2 separate regions of the Homo sapiens genome follow, and region 1 is linked to region 2. Evidence: chromatin loops called from intact Hi-C (ENCODE). Cell type or tissue: HepG2. All regions are shown on one strand. Each heading gives the region's core, and the rest is flanking DNA. Links, peaks and the distances in the headings are about the cores only.

Region 1 (12,234 bases), core at 1,573-9,572, 420 kb after region 2:
AGAATGTATATTTTGTTGATCTGGGGTGGAGAGTTCTGTAGATGTCTATTAGGTCTGCTTGGTGCAGAGCTGAGTTCAAGTCCTGGATATCCTTGTTAATCTTCTATCTCGTTGATCTAACATTGACAGTGGGGTGTTAAAGTCTCCCATTATTATTGTGTGGGAGTCTAAGTCTCTTTTTAGGTCTCTAAGGACTTGCCTTATGAATCTGGGTGCTCTCGTATTGGGTGCATGTACATTTAGGATAGTTAGTTCTTCTTGTTGAATTGTTCCCTTTACCATTATGGAATGGCCTTTTTTTGTCTCTTTGGATCTTTGTTGGTTTAAAGTCTGTTTTATCAGAGACTAGGATTGCAACCCCTGCTTTTTTTTTTTTTTTTTTTTTTTTTTTTGCTTTCCATTTGCTTGGTAAATATTCCTCCATCCCTTTATTTTGAGCCTATGTGTGTCTCTGCACATGAGATGGGTCTCCTGAATACAGCACACTGATGGGTCTTGAAGCTTTATCCAACTGGCCAGTCTGTGTCTTTTAATTGGGATTTAGCCCATTTACATTTAAGGTTAATATTGTTATGTGTGAATTTGATCCTGTCATTATGATGTTCGCTGGTTATTTTGCTCGTTAGTTGATGCAGTTTCTTCCTAGCATCAATAGTCTTTACAACTTGGTATGTTTTTGCAGTGGCTGGTACTGGTTGTTCCTTTCCATGTTTAGTGCTTCCTTCAGGCGCTCTTGTAAGGCAGGCCTGGTGGTGACAAAATCTCTCAGCATTGCTTGTCTGTAAAGGATTTTATTTCTCCTTCACTTATGAAGCTTAGTTTGGCTGGATATGAAATTCTGGGATGGAAATTCTTTTCTTTAAGAATGTTTAATATTGGCCCCCTCTCTCTTCTGGCTTGTAGAGTTTCTGCTGAGAGATCCACTGTTAGTCAGATGGGCTTCCCTTTGTGGTTAACCCGACCTTTCTCTCTGGCTGCCCTTAACATTTTTTCCTTCATTTCAACATTGGTGAATCTGACAATTATGTGTCTTGGGGTTGCTCTTGTCAAGGAGTATCTCTGTGGCATTCTCTGTATTTCCTGAATTTGCATGTTGGCCTGTCTTGCTAGGCTGGGGAAGTTCTTCTGGATAATATCCTGAAGATTGTTTGCTAACTTGGTTCCATTCTCCCCATCACTTTCAGGTACACCAATCAAACATAGATTTGGTCTTTTCACATAGTCCCAAATTTCTTGGAGGCTTTGTTTGTTTCTTTTCACTCTTTTTTCTCTAAACTTCTCTTCTTGCTTTATTTCATTAATCTGATCTTCAATCACTGATACCCTTTCTTCCACTTGATCGAATCAGCTGTTGAAGCTTGTGCATGCGTCACATAGTCTCATGCCATGTTTGCAGCTCCATCAGGTCATTTAAGGTCTTCTCTACACTTTTTATTCTAGGTAACCATTCGTCTAATCTTTTTTCAAGGTGTTTAACTTCCTTGTGATAGGTTTGAACATCCTCCTTTAGCTCAGAGAAGTTTGTTATTACCAACCTTCTGAAGCCTACTTCTGTCAGCTCATCAAAGTCATTCTCAGTCCAGCTTTGTTCTGTTGCTGGTGAGGAGCTGCGGTCCTTTGGAGGAGAAGAGGCGCTCTGGTTTTTAGAATTTTCAGCTTTTCTACTCTGGTTTCTCCCCATCTTTGTGGTTTTATCTACCTTTGGTCTTTGATGTTGGTGACCTACAGATGGGGTTTCAGTGTGGATGTCCTTTTTGTTGACGTTGATACTATTCCTTTCTGTTTGTTAGTTTTCCTTCTAACAGTCAGGCCCCTCTGCTGCAGGTCTGCTGGCATTTGCTGGTGGTCCACTCCAGACCCTGTTTGCCTGAGCATCACCAGCGGAGGCTGCAGAACAGCAAATATTGCTACTGATTCTTCCACTGGAAGCTTCATCCCAGAGGAGCACCTCCCTGTATGAGGTGTCAGTCGGCCCCTACTGGGTGGTGTCTCCCAGTTAGGCTATATGGGGGTCAGTCTGTCCATTCTCAGAGCTCAAACACCATGCTGGGAGAACCACTGCTCTCTTCAGTGCTGTCAGACAGGGACGTTTAAGTCTGCAGAAGTTTCTGCTGCCTTTTGTTCAGAGGCAGCAGGCCTTGCTGAGCTGTGGTGGGCTTCGCCCAGTTCAAGCTTCCCTGGCCTCTTTGTTTACCTACTCAAGCCTCAGCAATGGCGGACACCCCTCCCCCTGCCAGGCTGCTGCCTCGCAGGTCAATCTCAGACTGCTGTGTTAGCAGTGAGCAAGGCTCCGTGGGCATGGGACCCGCCGAGTCAGGCATGCAGTATAATCTCCTGGTGTGCGGTTTGCTAAGACCGTTGGAAAAGTGCAGTATTTGGGCGGAAGTTTCCCGTTTTTTCCAGGTATAGCCTGTCACGGCTTCACTTGGCTAGGAAAGGGAAATCTCCCAACACCTTGCACTTCATGGGTGAGGTGACACCCTGCCCTGCTTTGGCTCACCCTCCGTGGGCTTTACTCACTGTCCAACCAGTCTCAATGAGAGGAACCAGGTACCTCAGTTGGAAATGCAGAAATCACCAGTCTTTTGCATTGATCATGCTGGGAGCTGCAGACCAGAGCTGTTCTATTTAGGGACATGGATGAAGCTGGAAACCATCATTCTGAGCAGACTATCACAAGGATAGAAAACCAAACACCACGTGTTCTCACTCATAGGTGGGAATTGAACAATGAGAACACTTGCACACAGGGCAGGGAACATCACACACCGGGGCCTGTCGTGGGGTGGGGGACAGGGGGAGGGATAGCATTAAGAGAAATACCTAATGTAAATGACGAGTTAATGGGTGCAGCAAACCAACATGGCACATGTATACCTATGAAACAAACCTGCACGTTGTGCACATGTACCCTAGAACTTAAAGTATAAAAAAAAAAAGTAGCATTCCAAATGTAACTCAGGTTCTACCCTTAGAGGCTCTCACATGAGATTTTGATTCATAGCTGAGTCATGTATAGAGAAAGGCAGGGTTTGGGGTGTCCCCTTTTGCTAATGGAGGTCACGGCCGAGGTGGCACGTTTGTGCTGGCAGCCATGGCAGGGGCTTTCTGATTCAACAGCTCTTGGAAATTCAGTCTGATTCTGCAATAACCCCAACAATTGAAAAATGAGCTGCACATATCCCTTAAACAGTCCCTGTCTTACACCAGTGGAGTGGATGATTCTGTTGCCTGACACACACACAAAAAAAACCCTGTCTAATAGTGAAGTGTAGTGTGTCATAGAGCTGAAATGAACAGTAACAGGAAAAGAATATGCCCCCTTTTGAAATATACATTTAAGAATGCTTAGAACACTTACTCTGAGTCAGACACTGTATGCACTGCTCAGAGTACAGCCCCCAAGGAACTACCTGTGTGAATTTCTAAATGTGGGTGTGGGCAGTGGGTGGGCCTGGGGGTTAGGAATGGTTCACAGATAAAAACAACCAAATATTAAACGTGATTGTAAGCACAACATATAAAGCTTACCACTCTTGGAAGCCTGCCACCTTTTGAAATCAGACAAATCAGGAAAAAAGAAGGAAACAGAGGAAAGCAGGAAGGGAAATAAGAAAAGGGAAAAAAAGAAAGAGGAAAGGTATCTAACACTTTATAAATACTTGATCTGCATGTTGTGCAAACATTGTCTTATTTGAAATGCCATCATGATATACCAAATAGGTCAGGAATATTTGTTCCATTTTAGAGGTAAGAAAATCAAGCCTCAGTCTGGGATTTAAACTCAAGTCCATCTATGCCTAGAACCCACACTGTTTTTAATGTAGTCTAGTGTGATGGGGGTGGCGAGAGACTTAGTAAAAATTCTAATTTTCTTTGCAAAGTTGTTAGTTGGATACCTATCAAAAGACTTTACTGTAGAATGAGATTTAGAATTGTGAGCATCTTTTCCCTTGAACTTTAACCAGAGCTTATTGACTTTTTCCTTCTACATAAATTCAAATCTTTATACTTTGGATGTTTAAACTGGGCAAATTTCAAATGAGGATATGCATGTTTCTGTACATTTCTTCCTGTTCCTGAAAATTTTGTTGATTTGTCCTGATGATGTCTATAAGTAACTCTGTGAGATAGAGAACCGTAAAGCTAGGAAGAACAAGCCTGCCAGAATAAACTGTGCATTAAAAACACATAATTTCCTTATAGATTTAAACTAAGCAAACATGTAAATGAATAACCTTTTTAAGGACAAGCTACATCACCAATAGAGTTTACTTAATTTATTTTGACAACTGCCTCTAATTACTTAACATAACACATTATATGGGTAATAAAAACAGTTAATAATGTAAAACCTCATTGCTGTTTCAGGTCGAGTGAGAGATGTGTGCATATATTCTCCAGGCATTTGTGGAGTGGATCATGTTGCTCTCTCTCTCTCTTTCTCTCTCTGTGTGTGTGTGTGTGTGTGTGTGTGTGTGTGTGTGTCTGTGTGTCTGTTGGGACAATTTCTTCAGATAAATTTTTGGATTCACAGATGTGAAGAGATTAAATTCCATATGGAATGTGAAAAAATAATTCGTAACTATTGCCAATTCTCAGCTCTGAAAAAAAACAATGGCTAAACTTTATCTTAGGTTACATTATATACTATATACTATAGCTAATTTACATGCCTGGCCTTTGTGGGGCATCCTCTTATACGTTAATCTAGCGCCCTCTTGTGTAATAGGTTTTAATAACAAAGTTTGAGAGTGTTTATATATCATGTTTTGATTTCTAATTTCTAAAAGAATATACTCGTTGGATAGTGTTATTCTTTTATTTTCTTTGTATTTTTTGTATTTCCAAATTGCACATAATAAAAAAATATATAAATGAACAAGACTGAATTTTCAAGTCTTATGTCATGCCCATGACTGTCAGTAAACAAAAACCACTTTTCTGAATCAGGACATTTCTTAAGAAAATCAAATTTACTCCCAGGAGGCAAAGGAAAAATAATATTGTAAAACAGTGCAATTCATTTGGATCAATTCTTAGAATTTTAGAGCAAGAAGAAAATGCAGCGATCCAGTGAGGGCTAGGAAGTGGCTGGCACTTGCTTTTCATCTGTGTCATGCTGCTGTCACTGCCCGGGCTGGCACAAGGCTAAAGGGTATTGCTAGTATTTTACACAGAGAACAGTTTTCTGATCATTTTTCTTTTTTCAGGAACTCTCACGTGAAAATCAACGTGTAAGCAGGGAGAGGCAGTGCTGCTCTGATCCAAGGCAGCGAAGGTGAAGCCCTGTCTACTGTCCCTTCCTGGGAGGCAACTGAGGGTTGTGTAGTTTGTGAATCCTTAGGCTTCTTGGGGCCATGGTTTGACAGCACAATTATAAACTTTGCTCTTTTGCGCTGTTATGAATTGAATTGTGTCTTACAAAACTTGTATGTTGAAGTCCTAACCCCTCTAGTACCTCAGAACATGAGCTTGTTTGGAGACAGGGCCTTAACAAAGGAAATCAAGTTAAAAGGAAGTCAGTAGGATGGGCTGTAATATAACTAGTGTCCTTACAAAAAAAAGGAAATTGGTGTAGATAAAGGCAGAGGTTTGGGTGATGTCTCTACAAGCCAAGAAACACCACAGATTGCCAGCAAACCACCAGAAGCTAGGAGAGAGGCACGCAACACGCTCTCTCTCACAGCCCTCAGAAGGAACTCACCCTGCTGACATCTTGGTCTTGAACGTCTAGCCTCCATAACTGTGAGAGAATAAATATCTGTTGTTTTAAGCCACCCAGTTAGTGGAACTTTACTATGGCAGCCCTAGAAAATGAATCCACATTTGCACTCAATGGCATCGTGGGTTGTTCCTGCTGGCTGAAGTAGTACAGCCAGCACAGATTGTAGGTTTAGGCTGCGTAATTTAAAATCCCCGGAGAAAGGATAACTTTGTAGTATAATGTAATAAATAATCTATTGTAAAAAATAATTATCTCAGTGAAAAAAAATGTGCTTTCTTTTTTTTTTTTTTTTTTTTTGAGACGGAGTCTCGCTCTGTCGCCCAGGCTGGAGTGCAGTGGCGGGATCTCGGCTCACTGCAAGCTCCGCCTCCCGGCTTCACGCCATTCTCCTGCCTCAGCCTCCCAAGTAGCTGGGACTACAGGCGCCCGCCACTACGCCCGGCTAATTTTTTGTATTTTTAGTAGAGACGGGGTTTCACCGTTTTAGCCGGGATGGTCTCGATCTCCTGACCTCGTGATCCGCCCGCCTCGGCCTCCCAAAGTGCTGGGATTACAGGCGTGAGCCACCGCGCCTGGCCAAAAATGTGCTTTCTAATTGACCAGCAGCCGTCTAAATGTTTATTTTTGTGCAGAATTATTATTTTTATTTATTTATTTTTATTTTTTGAGACGGAGTCTCACTCTGTCACCCAGGCTGGAGGGCAGTGGCATGATCTCAGCTCACTGCAAACTCTGCCTCCCTGGGTTCAAAGGATTCTCCTGACTCAGCCTCCTGAGTAGCTGAGATTATAGGTGTGCATTACCACACATGGCTAATTTTGGTATTTTTTGTAGAGTTGGGTTTTCACCATGTTGGCCAGGCTGGGTCTTGAACTCCTGACCTCAAGTAATCTGCCTGCCTCAGCCTCCCAAAGTGCTGGGATAACAGCATGAGCCACTGCACCTAGCCCATTCTTTGTTTTCTACTTGGTTTATTTTTATATAATTTTTAGAACTTCTATATACATTGCCAGTGTCATGCCTAATTATTTTAAAGTAACTGCTGGCCATCAAGGCATTTTACTATATCAGTTGCATCACTTAAAGATAAGAGTATTTTCATATTTAGCCAAAATAACATTTTCTCACTTTAAACACATTATTTTAAAATAGTCATCTTATCTAATAACCAGCCCACATCTAAATTTCCCTAAATGTCCCCCAAATCACGTATACTTGGCTTGTCCAAAACTGGATCCAATTTGAGACCACACATTGCATCTAACTGCCATTTCTTGCCCCTTTTAATCAGGCCAGTCACATTTTAATGACACTGTCTTGCTGAAGAGAATAACTCATAATGAAGAAAATACACCAAATTCTGGATGTCTCTGATTGTTTCTTTGTGGTATCATTTAGCTTGTTTCTGTACATTGGAATTTAGATATAAAGGCTCTATTAGATTTGGGCTAGACTACGTCACAGATGATGTGTTTTACTTCATATTGCATCTCATTAATAGGCCCACAATATCTGGTTGTCCACCAGTGGGATGCTGAGAGAGACCACTGAGAGTGGGGATAACATCTTGAACCCTCCATTGCAAGAAGAAACTAATCTCTGTGTGGTTATCATGGCCTCATATAGGTGTCTAGTTCCCTACCCATCATTCATCTAATAGTGTCAACACCAGTTCATGGCCTGACTGGTTGATTTAATTGTTGCCAAATGATTATTTCCTAATTCTGTCACTTCACATGTGTTGATTGGGGACATTCCTTATTAACTGGAGCTTTCTGTTTACCCTGTGATACAGTCCCTGCTTAAAAGAAGGATGAATTGTTTATTCTTTCCCATTACTCACAAATTTTGAGAATAAAGAATTAGTTTAATAATTATTTTAATTAGTGATATGTGATATCCTTTTTTTCTGACTTCCCCTTTTGTTAATGTCATTATAAACTCTGATTTTTAATAAATTTAATGAATTTCAAAAAACTACAATCAGGGCAGGGGTGGTTGTTCAAATGGTCACAAATGTAATCAGAAGACACTTTAAGCTGGCTTCTGAGTCCCTTTGATAGGACTCCATTAATCTTTATGAGTTTCTTTGCTTGCTTTTGGGCACAAGATCTGAATACCTTCAGTGGGGAATCATATAAGTACTTTGGTTTGAATGATGGTGCACTCACCAAAATTCATATGTTGAAACTGAACTGCCAATGTAGTAGTATTAAGAGATGGGGTCTTTAAGAGGTTATTAAGTCATAAGGGCAGAGCCTTCAAGGAGGGGGTTATAAATAGAACTTATAAATGGACTCGAGGGAGTGGGTTTGCTCTCTTCCACTCTTCTGCCATGTGAGGATGAAGCATTCCTCCTCTGTGGCCCTTCCATCCCTTCTACCACATAAAGACAGAGTGTTCCTCCTCTCTGGAGGTCACGGCAACAAAGCACCACCTTGGAAGAAGAGAGCAGCCCTCACCAGACAACTGAACCTGCTGGCACATTAATCTTGAATTTCCCAGCTTCCAGAACTGTGAGAAAATAGAACTGTGTACTTTATAAATCACCTGGTCTCAGATATTTTGTTATAGCAGCACAAACAGACTAAGACAGTCAAATTCACCTTTTTAAGAGAGCCAGTTGCTAATGCAGTGACATTGCATCTTGGATATACCATGGACAGAGTTGGAAGCTGGAAGATATACATTTTTAAGAACATGAGTTCATACTGATATTTTCAGCTTTAGCAATACAGTGTTTTTACTTGATTTCTTTAATTTTATAAATGTATCTCTTTCCTTTTGTATTTTTTCCTATAATGTAAAGAAAATAATTTTAAGAAACAATACCAATATTACCATTGAAAAAAGTTTAAAAATTTTTGTCAGTATTTTGTCCTTAGAATGCATCCCAAGCATTGCTGGTAAGATGGCCGAATAGGAACAGCTCTCGTCTGCAGTTCCCAGTGAGATTGATGTGGAAGGCGGGTGATTTCTGCATTTCCAACTGAGGTACCCAGTTCATCTCACTGGGACTGGTTGGACAGTGGGTGTAGCCCATGGAGGGTGAGCCAAAGCAGAGTGGGGCATCGCCTTACCCAGGGAGCACAAGGGGTCAAGGAATTCTCTCCCCTAGCCAAGGGAAGCCATGAGGGACTGTGCCGTGCCATGAGGAATGGTGCACTCAGGCCGAGATACTGCACTTCTCCCACAGTCTTCACAACTCGCAGACCAGGAGATTCCCTCCGGTGCCTCCACCACCAGGGTCCTGGGTTTCAAGCACAAAACTGGGCAGCTGTTTGGGCAGACACCAAGCTAGCTGCAGGAGGTTTTTTTTTCCACACCCAAGTGGTGCCTGGAACACCAGCAACACAGGACCATTCACTCCCCTGGAAAGGGGGCTGAAGCCAGGGAGCGAAGAGGTCTGGCTTGGTGGGCCCCACCCCCATAGAGCCCAGCAAGCTAAGATCCACTGGCTTGAAATTCTCACTGCCAGCATAGCAGTCTGAGGTCGATCTGGGGTGCTCGAGGTTGGTTGAGGGAGGGGCGTCCACCATTACTGAGCCTTGAATAGGGGATTTTACCCTCACAGTGTAAACAAAGCTACCAGGAAGTTCAAACTGAGTGGAGCCCACTGCAGCTCAGCAAGGCCACTGTGGCCAGACTGCCTCTCTAGATTCCTCCTCTCTGGGCAGGGTATCTCTGAAAAAAAAGGCAGCAGTCCCAGTCAGGGGCTTATAGGTAAAACCCCCATCTCACTGGGACAGAGCACTTGGGGGAAGGGGCAGCTGTGGGCACAGCCTCAGCAGACTTAAACATCCCTGCCTGACGGTTCTGAAGAGAGCAGTGAATCTCCCAGCACAGTGTTTATGCTCTGATAAGGTTCAGATTGCCTCCACAAGTGGGTCCCTGATCCCTGTGTATCCTGACTGGGAGACACTTCCCAATAGGGGCTGACAGACACCTCATACAGGAGAGCTCTGGCTGGCATCTGGCAGGTGCCCCTCTGGGACACAGCTTCTAGAGGAAGGAACAGGCAGCAATCTTTGCTGTTCTGCAGCCTCCGCTGGTGATACCCAGGCAACAGGGTCTGGAGTGGACCTCCAGCAAACACCAGCAGACCTGCAGCAGAGGGACCAGACTGTTAGATGGAAAACTAACAAAGAGAAAGGAATAGTATCAACATCAACAAAAAGGACGTCCACTCAGAGACCCCCTCCAAAGGTCACTGACTTCAAAGACCAAAGGTAGATAAATTCACGAAGTTGGGGAGAAACCAACACAAAAAGGCTGAAAATTCCAAAAACCAGAACGCCTCTTCTCTTCCAAAGGATCACAACTTCTCGCCAGCAAGGGAACAAAACTGGATGGAGAATGAGTTTGAAGAATTGACAGAGGTAGGCTTCAGGCGGTGAGTAATAATAAACTCCTCCGAGCTAAAGGAGGATGTTTTAACCCAATGCAAGGAAGCTAAGAACCTTGAAAAAAGGTTAGATGAATTGCTAACTAGAATAACTACTTTAGAGAATATAAATGACCTGATGGAGCTGAAAAACAAAACACGAGAACTTCATGAAGCATACACAAATATCAATAGCCGAATCGATCAAGCGGAAGAAAGGATATCAGATATTGAAGATCAACTTAATGAAATAAAGCAAGAAGACAAGATTAGAAAAAAAAATGAAAAAGAATAAACAAAGCCTCCAATATGGGACTATGTGAAAAGACAAAATCTACATTTGATTGGTGTACCTGAAAGTGATGGGGAGAATGGAACCAAGTTGGAAAGCACCCTTCAGGATGTTATCCAGGAGAACCTCCACAACCTAGCAAGACAGGCCGACATTCAAATTCAGGAAATACAGAGAATGCCACAAAGATACTCCTCAAGAAGAGCAACCCCAAGAAACATAATCATCAGATTCACCAAGGTTGAAATGAAGAAAAAAATGTTAAGCGCAGTCAGAGAGAAAAGTTGGGTTACCCACAAAGGGAAGCCCATCTGACTAACAGCCGATCTCTCTGCAGAAACCCTACAAGCCAGAAGAGAGTGGGGGCCAATATTCAACATTCTTAAATAAAAGAATTTTCAACCCAGAATTTCATATCCAGCCAAACTAAGTTTCATAAGTGAAGGAGAAATAAAATACTTTACAGACAAGCAAATGCTGAGAGATTTTATCACCACCAGGCCTGCCTTACAAGAGCTCCTGAAGGGAGCACTAAACATGGAAAGGAACAACCAGTACCAGTCACTGCAAAAACATAACAAATTGTAAAGACCATCGATACTATGAGGAAACTGCATCAACTAGTGGGCAAAATAACCAGCTAGCATCATAATGACAGGATCAAACTTGCACATAACAATATTAACCTTAAATGTAAAGGCTAAATGCCCCAATTAAAAGACACAGACGGGCAAGTTGGATAGAGTCAAGACCCATCAGTGTGCTATATTCAGGAGACCCATCTCACAGGCAGAGACACACATAGGCTCAAAATAAAGGGATGGAGGAATATCTACCAAGCAAATGGAAAGCAAAAAATAAAAAATAAAAAAATGCAGGGGTTGTAATCCTAGTCTCTGATAAAACACACTTTAAACCAACAAAGATCAAAAGAGACAAAGAAGGGCATTACATAAAGGGAAAGGGATCAGTGCATCAAGAAGAGATAACTATCCTAAATATATATGCACCCAATACAGGAGCACCCAGATTCATAAAGCAAGTTCTTAGAGATCTACAAAGAGACTTAGACTCCCACACAGTAATAGTGGGACACCCCAAAGTCAATATTAGACAGATCAATGAGACAGAAAATTGACAAGGATATCCAGGACTTGAACTCAGCTCTGGACCAAGTGGACCTAATAGACATCTATAGAATTCTCCACCCCAAATCAACAGAGTATACATTATTCTCAGCACCTCATTACACTTATTCTAAAATTGACTACATAATTGGAAGTAAAACACTCCTCAGGAAATACAAAAGAGTGGAAATCACAACAAAGTCTCTCGGACCATGGTGCAATCAAATCAGAATTCAGGATTAAGAAACTCAATCAAAACTGCACAATTACTTGGAAACTGAACAACCTGCTCCTGAATGACTACTGGGCAAATAATAAAATGAAGGCAAAAATAAAGATGTTCTTTGAAACCAACGTAAACAAAGACAAAACGTACCAGAATCTCTGGGACACAGCTAAAGCAGTGTTTACAGGGAAATTTCTAACACTAAATGCCCACAAGAGAAAGCAGGAAAGATCTAAAATCGACACCCTAACATCACAATTAAAAGAACTAGAGAAGCAAGAGCAAACAAATTTAAAATCTAGCAGAAAAGATCAAATAACTAAGATCAGAGCAGAACTGAAGGAGATAGACACACAAAAAAAAACCTTCAAAAAATCAAGGAATCCAGGAGCTGGTTTTTTGAAAATATCAACAAAATAGACCACTAGCCAGACTAATAAAGAAGAAAAGAGAGAAGGAGCAAATAGATGCAATAAA
Region 2 (12,234 bases), core at 2,152-10,151:
ACAGTCTCAAAAAATTACCTGACTACCCTTGAGGGAAATAAGTCATATATGATTTGTTGGTACTCAGCACTATTTCTATTTCCTTTGATACTCACCCCTTCATGTCAGGGGCTGATGAATGAGAACTGTCTTTTCATAGTCCCTGTAAACCAAATACAGTTTAGATTCTGCCCATGAGGTGTACTTGTGCTTAAATTACAAGGCAGAAGACAGAATCCATTCCTCTTTCTTCAATTGTGTTGGTTGACATGTGGACTTAAGAAGATGTAACTATTTTTTTTGGGGGGGGGACAGGGTCTCACTCCATCACCCAGACTGGAGTGCAGTGGGACCACCATAGCTCACTGTGGACTCGACCTCCTAACCTCAAGCAATCGTACCACCTCAAGCCTCCCAAATTGCTGGGATTACAGATGTGAGCCATTGTACCCCGCCCGAAGTTGTGACTTTTTGCAGCAACTTCTATATTCCCTTGTGTCGTTCACCCCAGGACTTCAGGGCAATCATGACTATTGATTTCAGTCTCTTACATCCTCCTGACTTCTGCATGAAAGCAAGAAGTTTCAGATTCTTTGGACTGTGAATGTGAAAGCTGGTGGCAGCTCCTCCGACTTTCATTCCTTATGCCCTTGCAAAAATTTATAAGTACAGTACCTATACCTAATTCTCTGTAAATTAAAGCCTTTTATCTTTAAATATTTAAATTGACTTCCATTTTTCCGGCTGAGACTTGACTGCTTGCAAGAATGAGAAAATTCATTTTTGCATTTTTTATAATATTTAATATTTCTTGATGAAATGCAATAGGATAAATGGCTACATATTTTTAATACCATATTCTAATCATTTTATTTATCATAAAGCCCTTCATGACATCATTATATTTCTTATAATGGCACAGATCATTCCTGTTTGTGTCTAAACCTCAAGCAAACTAGTCCTCCTAAAGGATTAGTACACAGTATTAGCACTCACTACCATCTGGCTGTCTGTTACAAAGATATAAACAAGATATTAGTTGAGATAAACAATTCTTGTTGTTTTAATATCATACACAATTTGATTCTATGTCCTGGGGCCACTTGGGCATCATCTTTCGGTAAATAACCTCAGGAGTTTAGACAATAGTAAAATGTTGTAAAATAATTAGAAAGTGATATGTTTGCATATTTATTACATTTTTTAAATTAACAGCTTATGGAGATACAATTCATACACCACACAGATCATCCATTTAAAGTATACAGTTCAATAGTTTTTAGAATATTTATATAGAGTTTTGCAGCCATCACCACAATCTAATTTCAGAACATTTTCATCATTCCAAAGATAAAACCCCATAACCCTTAGCAGCCACACCCCTCTCCCAGCCCTAGGCAAACACCTATCTACTTTCTGTCCCTGTGGATTTGCTATACTGGACATTTCTAATTTCCCCACACCCTTGCCAGCATTTTTTATTGTCTGTCTTTTAAAATTATAGCCAACCTAGTGCCTGCCACTCGGTGTTCAAGTGATTCTCCTGCCTCAACCCCCTGAGTACCTGGGACTACAAGTGCATGTCATCATGCTGAGCTAATTTTTGTATTTTTAGTAGAGACGGGGTTTCACCATGCAGGCTGGTCTCGAACTTCTGATGTCAGGTTATCTGCCTGCCTCAGCCTCCCAAAATGTTGGGACTACAAGCATGAGCCACTGTACCCAAAATCCTTTATCTGTTTTTTAATCGGATTTTGTATTATTATTGAATTATAGGAGGTTTTTATATACATCCTGGATATACGTTTCTATCAGATATAAAAGGGGACTTCAAAAAGTTCGTGGAGCCGGGCACAGTGGCTCACGCCTGTAATCCCAGCACTTTCGGAGGCCGAGGCGGGCAGATCACAAGGTCAGGAGATCGAGACCATCTTGGCTAACATGGTGAAACTCCGTCTCTACTAAAAATACAAAAATTTGCCGGGCATGGTGGTGAGTGCCTGTAGTCCCAGCTACTCGGGAGGCTGAGGCAGAATGGTGTGAACCCGGGAGGTGGAGCTTGCAGTGAGCTGAGATCGCGCCACTGCACTCCAGCTTGGGTGACAAAGCAAGACTCCGTCTCAAAAAAAATAAAAATAAAAAGTTCGTGGAAAAATGGAATTAAAAGATAAAAATGATAAATATAAACATTATTTCTCAACATCAGCTCCATCAAAGTCAAGACACTTTTGGAAGCCAAAACACCAGCCACTTATTTAGTCCATCTCTAAATAATTGAGATTCCTGAGAATTTAACTATGTCAATGTAGTTTTTCTTACATTATTAACTGAAGAAAAATGGATGCCTTTTAAAGGCTTTTTTGTTTTGCTTTGTTTAGTTATAGAGACAGGGTCTCACGCTGTTACCCAGGCTGGAGTGCAGTGGTACAATCTTAGCTCTCTGTAATCTCAACCTCCTGGGCTCCAGTAATCCTCTTACCTCAGCCTCCAGAGTAGCTGGGACTATAGGTGTGTGCTACAACACCTAGCTAATTTTATTATTTTTTTTTTTTGAGACGGAGTCTCACTCTGTTGCTCAGGCTAGAGTGCAGTGGTGTGATCTGGGCTCACTGCAACCTCTGCCTCCCAGGTTCAAGGAATTCTCCTGCCTCAGCCTCCTGAGTAGCTGGGATTACAGGTCGCTGACACCACCCCCAGCTAAATTTTTTTTTGTATTTTTAGTAGAGACGGGGTTTCACCATGTTGGCCAGGCTGGTCTTGAACTCCTGACCTCAAGTGATCCGCCCATCTTGGCCTCCTAAAGTGCTGGGATTATAGGTGTAAGCCACTGAACTCAGACAAGTTTTATCTGTAAAATTTAGACTGGGTAAAAACAGCATAAAGACGTACAACTAATAAAAGCCAGTAGGAGATTGTCCGGGTGTGGTGGCTTACGCCTGTAATCCCAGCACTTTGGGAGGCTGAGACGGGTGGATCACTTGAGGTCAGGGGTTCGAGACCAGCCTGGACAATATGGTGAAACCCCATCTCTCCTAAAAACACAAAAAACAAAAAAAATAGCCAGGTGTGGTGGCAGGCACATGTAATCCCAGCTACTCAGGGGGCTGAGGCAGGAGAATCGCTTGAACCCAGGAGGCAGAGATTGCAGTGAGCCAAGATTGCGCACTGCACTCCAGCCTGGGTGACAGAGGGAGGCTCCGTCTCAAAAAAAAAAAAAAAAAAAAATTGTTTTTGTAGCAATGAGTTCTCACCATGTTGCCCAAGTTGGTCTCAAGCTCCTGGCCTCAAACAATGCTTCCACTCGGGCTTCCAAAGCACTTTGATTATAGGCATGAGCCACTGAGCCCTCAACTTTAATTTTTCAATCAGGAGCATGTAAGCTGAACCAATTGAGATGCCTATGGTATTGATATTGTTTCTGCTGTTATTTGTCAATCCTCTTCAGATAGGGCAAGAGCAAGATTAATTTTTTTCCTTGAAAATTGATGTGATGGTCTCCCACTGTAGGCTTTTTCTTTAAAATTGTCTCATCCCTTCTTAAACCAAGTTATCCATTTGTAAACTGCTGATTTCTTTGGGAAATTGTTCTCGTTAACTTTTTGTAAATCATTAATGATTTCACCATTCTCTCACCAAAATTTCACCATAAATTTGATGTTTATTCTTGCTTCAATTTTAGCAGAAGTCATATTGCTCTGATAGAAGCTCTTTTCAAACTGATGTCTTAGCCTTCTTAGTGTCCCAATGTAGATCCTCTTCAGATATTTTATAACAAGTTAGTATGAGTTTATTTTGGTGCAAAAACAACTTGAAATCCATGCATAATGTTTTCATAATATGCATTTTCCATGAACTTTTTGAAGGCCCTTGTATGATTTGCAAATATTTTCTCCCATTATATCGGCTGTACTTTCACTTTCTTGATAGTGTCCTTTGAAGCATGAAACTTTTAAATTTTGATTTATGTATTTATTTTAGTTTTAGTTATATTTTTTTGAGATGGAGTTTTGCTTTTGTTGCCTAGGCTGGAGTGCAATGGCGCAATCTCGGCTCACTGCAATCTCCACCTCCTGGGTTCAGGCGATTCTCCTGCTTCAGCCTCCTGAGTAGCTGGGATTACAGGCATGCGCCACCATACCGAGCTAATTTTTGTATTTTTAGTAGAGGTGGGGTTTCTCCATGTTGGTCAGGCTGGTCTCGAACTCCCGACCTGAAGTAATCTGCCCACCTCAGCCTCCCAAAGTGCTGGGATTATAGGCATGAGCCATTGCGCCCGGCCTATTTAATTTTTCTTTTGTGGTTTGCACTTTTGATGTCATGTCGTATTTAAAAAATCATTGCCTAATCCAAAGCAGAGAGATTAACTCCTATGTTTTCTTCTAAGAGTTTTATAGTTACCATTGTTTTAAATATAATTTATTTGATTATGTCTCCCTAATTTAATTTTTAATAATAGCTGGACTTAATAACCAGCACTCAAGATTCCTGAAAGTTTAAAAGTTGACTCTTGCAATCTGGTATAAGCCAGCTCTAGCACACCACTGAAGGTGTATTGTGCTGGGTGGGCCTGGAAGAAAGACAAACTAAACCTCTGACACTGGGACTGATAGGGACGAGGAAGAAGCTGCTAGTCACTCACCCATGAAGGTAGAGTTGCCCAGTGGAATCTAATCCTGATCTGAAAACTGATCTTCCTAAAAGAAACTAAAAAACTAATCTAAGGCTAATCCCATGTGGAATCTTAGGTGTGTTTCCAGAAACTGTAGTTAAGACACACCAGTTTGAATGGGATTCCTGAGGACTAACTCAGAAGACATGCTGAGGTATTGAGGTAGTGGTGGTGGCAGCATTAGATTAATACACTGTAGAACTCCCCAAGAATTTAGGTCACAGGGAACTAGATTCTAGCCTCAGAGAAAGAGCACTGGTAGGAAATTAATGTGGTACCATGCCCAAGTCATTAGATTGAGCTTAGAGCAAGGTCTTGTACTCTGTCACTGGAGAGATCACCAGTTTTTGCAGAGTATGAAAGCAAAGACACACGATACTAACTACTCTGGAATAGACCCACGTACTGTTGTGGAACACTGTAACTTCAAGGAGACACCAAGAATACCAGAAGGCAGATTCAGCAGGAATGGATTGAAGGATATCTAGTTCTGATGGAATAGCATTTGAGATACTCTGAATGGCCCCACTCCCAATACCTTCTCTCCTACTGGCCGCCTGAAAAAACCTCCAAGTACTGAATATACTATATAAATAATATGTTAAATGCTTTTATATAGCAGGCAAAACTGTAAGGAATCTATGGAAACAACAACAAAGAAAAAAAGAAAAGAAAAGACTCCTGAAAGGTAAATGATTTCTGAGGCACGTTTTCACCCTAAGGGTCAACCTAAGGGACCTTGAATTTACATTTTGAGAAATGGTATGCAGAGGATAACAGATCGGCCTATGGTGAGGAATCTAATAGGTGATCCCTGCATAGAGCTAAGTTTCTAATGGCAACACTCTCAGTATACAAGTGAGCAAGAAATATGTCTATCTAAAGAAGAAGACATTGAAAACTTGCCTCTCTCAACTTTTGCCCTGGGAGAAGAGGAAAAAAAATTCTCTGAGAATTCATAAACTCAACCAAGTGCTTATGTGGGTCTAAAGCCAGATTCAAGCTAGTGATGCATAGCGCTGCAAAATTTAGCAAATAAAAATAGAGCATCCGTAGTTAAACTTGAATTCAGATAAACAATGAATACTTTTTAGTATAAGTATGTCCCAAATATTGCACAAAAAATAATTTCTTGTTTATTTGAAATGTAAACATAACTGGATGCCCTGTATTCTATTTGGCAACCCTACCAATGTAGTATGAAACGCCAAGTAAGGAATTTAAGTTGTTCCAGGTTAATAGTGCCCCCTGGTGACACAAATAAAACGATATTCTTTTTGGAGGAATGCAACTTCAAACCAGGCTTCAAAGAATTTCCTCAGATAAAGATCGAATACAAGCTCACAATGAAAAAAAAAAAACACAAAACATATAAGAAATAAAGGTAATGTAAGTATGAACCAGAAAGAAAGCCAGAAAGGTTATTATAATAAAATATGCAAAGATTTCAGATATTAGAATGATCAAATATAGACTAGAAAATAATGTGGTTAGTATGTTTAAAGAAGTAAAAACCTGCAAACAGGAACAATAGACTAGAAAAAATTCAAGTAGATTTGAAAAAGAACCAAATGGATGGCCTAGGAATGAAAAATATAATACCTGAAGTTCAAAATTCAAAAGCTGGAGAAATAGCATATTAGACAAAGCTGAAGAAAGGATTAGTGAACTGGAGGAAACATTTAATGGGCTTGTTTAAAATTACGCTCAGAGAAACAAAGAGTTGGAAAATACAGTAGTCCCCCTTTATCTGAGGGGAATATGTTCTAAGACCCCCCAGTGGAAGCCTGAAACTGCAAATAGTACTAAATCTTACATATATAAGACTGTTTTTTCCTATACATATGTACCTATGATAAAGTTTAATTTATAAATTGGGCACAGTAAGAGATTAACACCAATAACTAAAAATAAAACAGAACAATTGTAACAATATACTATAATAAAAATTATGTGAATGTGGTCTTTCCCTCTCTTTCAAAATATCTTTTTTTTCTTGGTTTTTGAGACAGAATCTCACTCTGTTGCCCAGGCTGGAGTGCAGTGGCACAATCTGGGCTCACTGCAACTTCTGCCTCTAGGGTTCAAGTGATTCTCATGCCTCAGCCTCCCAAGTAGCTGGGATTATAGGCATATGCCACCACACCCAGCTAATTTTTGTGTTTTTGGTAGAGAAAAGATTTCACTATGTTGGCCAGGCTGGTCTTGAACTCCTTACCTCAAGTGATGCGCCTGCCTCAACCTCCCAAAGTGCTGGGATTACAGGTGTGAGCCATCACACCTCGCCTCTTTCAAAATATTAAGATATATTGTACTGTTCTGTGAGTAACTGAACATGGAAAGTGAAACCACAGAGAAGGGGGAACTATTGTATAGAGAGTCTAAAGGGAATTGAGGACAAAGTCAGACTTCGTAACATAATTAGAGTTCTGGAAGAAGGAAAGAAAAAGATTATGGGGAAATAGACAATAATAAAATAGCAAATGGGTGCTTTTTCTAAACTTTTGAGAGATACCAGTTTTCAGAATCAGGAAGCCCAATGTTTTCAAGCAGAATAAGTAAAATAAATTCATGCTTAGATTGCTAAAACTATAAAGCTCCAAAGATAAAGAGATGATTTTTAACAATTGTCAGAGAGAAGAGAGATTATAACAGCATATAATTCAGGGCAGTAGTCGAAGTTAAAATTTTTGAAGGTCCTTGTGTTATTTGGGGAGAAGGTAAAGACATTAACTTTAGATTTTTTTAAGTATGCCTGTTAATTATTTAGGATAACTCCTTTAAAACAATCAACATAGAGAATATCACTTCCAAATTAGAAGAGGAGAAAAAATGGAATGAAGGGGTTGCAGGGGGGACGCAATCAATCCAAAATAAGTCAAATACATTGGAGAGGGGTCAACAAACAAGAGCCCAGTAATTGTGGAGAGTACACCAGAGGCCAGGGTTGAGGGATATAAAGTGCTAAGCCCTCCAGACAGTGGAATGAAGCCAATGATGCGTTTCTTCCTTTTGTCCGATTACATCAAGGTCTTGGGGGCAAACACTTTGAGATTCAACCCTGGGATCTATGAAAGTCACATTTCCACAGAGAAAATGAGGCAAATATTGATTAAGAAAAAAGAGAAGGCTGGGAATGGTGGCTTACACCTGTAATCCCAGCACTTTGGGAGGCCGAGACGGGTGGATCACCTGAGATCAGGAGTTCGAGACCAGCCTGGCCAACATGGCAAAACTCTGTCTCTACTAAAACTATAAAAAATTAGCTAGGTGTGGTGCACACACTTGTAGTCCCAGCTACTCTGGAGGCCGAGACACGAGAATCCCTTGAACCCAGGAGGCAAAGGTTGCAGTGAGCCAAAATTGTGCCACTGCACTCCAGCCTGGGCAACAGAGCCAGACTGTGTCTCAAAAAAAAAAAAAAGAAAAAAGAAAAAAAAAAAGAAGTGTAGTTTCTTCAAGGCTTTGGTCAGGAAATTGCTAGAAAATCAATTAATTTTTTTAATTATCTGGAAATTTCCTGGATTTGCTACTTCACATTTTTAGCACAGATGAAATGAGGCCTCGGTGTGTGAACATGGATCAGTCAATTCATCATTTATTTTGGAAAAAAAATCAAATCTGTCCTATGTGCTAAGCAAAGTGTTAGACTCCCTTAAAGTGTTAACTATCTCGTAAGAGAATTATTTATAATGAAAGCTAAAATATTTTAATCACCCCAAAAGAGGTAAAAATAAAGCAGAGGAAGTTTTCAGAGTAGAAAGTATCCTTATTTGGTTGGAAAGATCAGATGAAGGGGATATATGAGATGGTCATAAAAGGAAAGACTGAAACTTTTCCTTCAGGTGATACAGAAGGCATTTTAGGTGAAGTGAGTATCATACACTACAATATAGTTGTTGGACATCGTTTTCAAAGATAGTTAGGGAACAAAAAATTATTAATTTGATCCATTTGAAAGATGTTAGAGAATAATTATCAATGAGAAAAAAAAAGTGTGTAGAAATGAATTGTGGCAGGCCTCAGATCCACAGCTGAAGAGCTCATACTTAATTTTACAGGAAACTGTAATAGTATGGGAGGCCTGCCTCTAAAGCTTTTCACAGATAGAAATCCGGCTTTCAAAGTGATACCCTTAACCACTTCGCCATGCTGCCCCTTGAACAAATGATGCCTATTTACAAGACACAGTGAGTTTTTGGGAATTTATTAGGCATTTGATAAATATTTGACCAATAGAAAAATGTCAGCACTGCTGATGATTTAGAAAACATCAAGTAAATAATAAACCCAGTGTAGTAAGGGCTTTGGGGAAGCAGATGCTTTTTATGCTACTTATTATTCTTAAAAAATACAATAAAATAAAATAAAGTAAAAAAATAAAAGTTTCAGGGCCCTGATGAGGTCTACTTGGTAAGTGGAGCGCCTGAGGAAGCCTGTAGCTTCAATCATGTATGGTAACCGGGTGGCTGAGCACCAATCTGGGTTGTGAGGAAATAGGGGAGAGGTATGCTGGGCCACATCCCAGCCTAACACGTGTGAGATTCCTTTTAGGAACTAACCTCATTAGCTACAAGGGTCATGCAGAGGCAGCAAAGCCTGGTGCGATGAGCTCAGCCTTCACTCATTCATGAACACCATCACTCTTTTATTCAAATCTGTATATGGCTTTTTTGCTTTTTTTTTTTTTGAGACAGAGTCTCACTCTGTCGCCAGGCTGGAGAGCAGTGGCGTGATCTCGGTTCACTACAACCTCCACCTCCTGGGTTCAACAATTCTCCTGCCTCAGCCTCCTGAGTAGCTGGGATTACAGGCATGTGCCACCATGCCAGGCAAATTTTTGTATTTTTAGTAGAGACGGGTTTTCACCATGTTGGCCAGGATGGTCTCGATCTCTGGACCTCATGATCCACCCACCTTGGCCTCCCAAAGTGCTGGGATTATAGGCATGAGCCACCGTGCCCAGCCAGCTTTTTTGTTTTAAAAGTTAAATCCATTCTAATTACCCAAGCAATGCATGAATTCATTATCCTTTTGAGAAACTAGGTTGTTATAAAGATACTGTCATTCAGCTACCAACCACTCCCCATTCCTGTCCCTTCCCCTCTTAATGGCTGTTATGTTTGTTATACTTCCATTTAGACTTTAATATTTTTACATACATATATGAACTCATTGGAAATAGTGTGTTTAATGCAAATGGTATATTGAATTGTTTAGCAATTTGTTTGCTTTGCTTAATGATGTTTTTGAGATCTGTGCATGTTAGTTAATGTAGATCAGTCCATCCTCTGTAATTGCTGTATAGATTGTCATCATATGACTACCATATTTTACCTACGCAAAAAAAAAACCAACAAAAATAAACAAACAAAAAACCCCCAAAACCCCATAAAATGGAACATTCCTCTTAATTTGATAAATTTACTTTTGGTATATGGATCAAGAAAATGATACAAATGAAAGAGAAAAAAATCCAAGGATATTTGTAAGTGGATTCTACTGGAAATGCTCAAGATTTGGGGACTGGTTAAACAAATGATTGCATATTAACACAATAAGGCATTATAATATAATACAAATTATTATATATATAAAATACCTATTTGAGAGAGATATTTGAAAGATATTAATTAAAAGTGGCATAGTATTATATATGGTTTATATATATATAAATTATGTCTATAAAATTTACTGTTACTCTGAAGTGATAAAAGAATGAAAAAAATCAGAGGACCTTGGGTAATTAATATTTTCTTTCTTTTTTTTTTTTTTGAAATAGAGTCTTACTCTGTCACTTGGGCTGGAGTGCCGTGGCTCAACCATAGTTCACTGCAGCCTCCACCTCCCTGGGCTCAGGAGATTCTCCCACCTCGGCCTCCTAAGTAGCTGGGACTACAGGTGCACACCACCACGCCTGGCTAATTTTTGCACTTTTTGTAGAGATGGGATTTGTCATGTTGCCCAGGCTGGTCTTGAACCCCTGGGCTCAAGGGATCCACTTGCCTTTGCCCCTCAAAGTGCTAGGATTACAGGCATGAGCCACCATGCCTGCCTTGTAGCTAATACTTTATAGTAAAGGAATTTTTGCAGTTTGGTTGGCTATAATTATTTTGTCTTTCACTATATTACTAGATCAATCAATAGACAATGAAGATATTTGCCGTTTGAAACCACACAATATTTAGACAAAGAGCTTTTAGTTGGACCATGTATTCAAATAGATGACCATCTGTAAGGAAATATTTTACTGTGTAAGGGAAAATAGACTCAAATTTCCTCCCACTCTGATTCTATTTCTCTCTAGTACTCTTAAAGTTTTACTACTTTTTCCACTTCTTGTATCTTCTAATTCTTACAATATTCAAAGAAAACCTCATAGTGTAATTGTCAATTATACTCTAATTGGAATGCAAATAAGATTAGCATTGCCAGTTAAGGCTTGTATGATGCCTGTTTTAAATATCAATTGCACAACTAAAAAACGAGGAATACTTATGCCAAATAAGCAATGAGATGACTAAGTTGAATAAGATGTAAAATCTGCTAGCCCAGATATTAATATCCTATTACTATAATCTATGTTAATATCTTCCTGAAAAAACAATTGTAACACACATTTTAGAATGAACAATGAGAAGTTTGAACATAAACTGCATCAATAATTTCCGGCACGTTAGGAAGATAATGAAACCAACAAATAGTAATATAGAGCCCTGATGACCCAGAAAGTGAAATTTGATATCGCTCTTAATATTTTCCTTTTAGTATTCAGAAAATCTTACCAGGGAATAACAACAACAAATCATCAATGAAGAATGGTCTATTGGAATGTATAATGATGGTTTATATGATGTATATGATACCAAAAATAGTCAGCAAAACACAGTTTCAAACTAAGAAATCTTGTGAAATAAACTATCAAAGAAGAAACTAATCCCTAGCACTAATCAAATTCAGGAAGCCTAATTAGAGCTGTTAAGCCTAATCTGCCAATCTGGCATTTGCTCAAAATGTGGTCAGGAACACTAACTACTTCAGTGTATAAAAATAGAGATTATCTCAAAATCCACAATATAAGACATCATTATCTTCTGAGTAAATAATACAAGCTAGAGTATACCTCGTAATAAGTAAATGATCTCTTTTATTTTAACTGAAGAAAAAGAATCAATGTTCTGGATGTAAATGTCCTCAACAGTGTTTATTTCTTATTCTTGGCCAGAAAAGAAGAAATGCATTAAGTATGTAATAATTCAGGCAGCTGACAAAATGTAAAAAAAAAAAATTCAGATTCTAATCGCAAAGATAGTGAAGGTCTTCCGTCTGCAGCCCTCTAATTTTCTAACTTTATATACCCTCTCTCGGTGACCTCATCCACATCCATAGTTTCAATGATCACTTGTACACCTATAACTTCCAAATTGCCAAGAGTCCTTCCTCAGTGTCTTCCTCTCCTCCCAGCAAATGACTTCACTTATTTCCATCAAGCAAATTGACATCTTTAGAAAGTAGTTCCCTTAATCACGACCCATCCAAATACTTACCAGGACCCATCTTTCCTTAACTTGCTTCCATCCTGTGTG

What was found. A loop is a pair of places that touch in the nucleus more often than their neighbours do. Peaks named below come from ENCODE experiments on the same cell type or tissue, not always from the same donor. Only the 100,000 strongest peaks of a DNase experiment are listed, where the experiment ranks them.
Region 1: it touches region 2 in a loop (8-fold over the local background); 16 of 110 quality-filtered maps call a loop at or near these places.

The regions. Positions count from the first base shown.
Region 1 is chr6:131,529,627-131,541,860 of GRCh38, forward strand. No RefSeq gene overlaps it. Among named protein-coding and RNA genes, the nearest start is that of ARG1, 37 kb to the right of the region's middle. RefSeq lists an enhancer at 1,737-2,238. In HepG2, for the core only: a CTCF peak has its summit at 4,704 (motif pointing left); a DNase peak (open chromatin) is centred at 4,705; H3K27me3 peaks cover 292 bases.
Region 2 is chr6:131,111,069-131,123,302 of GRCh38, forward strand. The region is part of intron 2 of LOC102723445 (a long non-coding RNA gene); the gene reads right to left. Among named protein-coding and RNA genes, the nearest start is that of AKAP7, 18 kb to the right of the region's middle. In HepG2, for the core only: a CTCF peak has its summit at 5,880 (motif pointing left); a DNase peak (open chromatin) is centred at 5,873.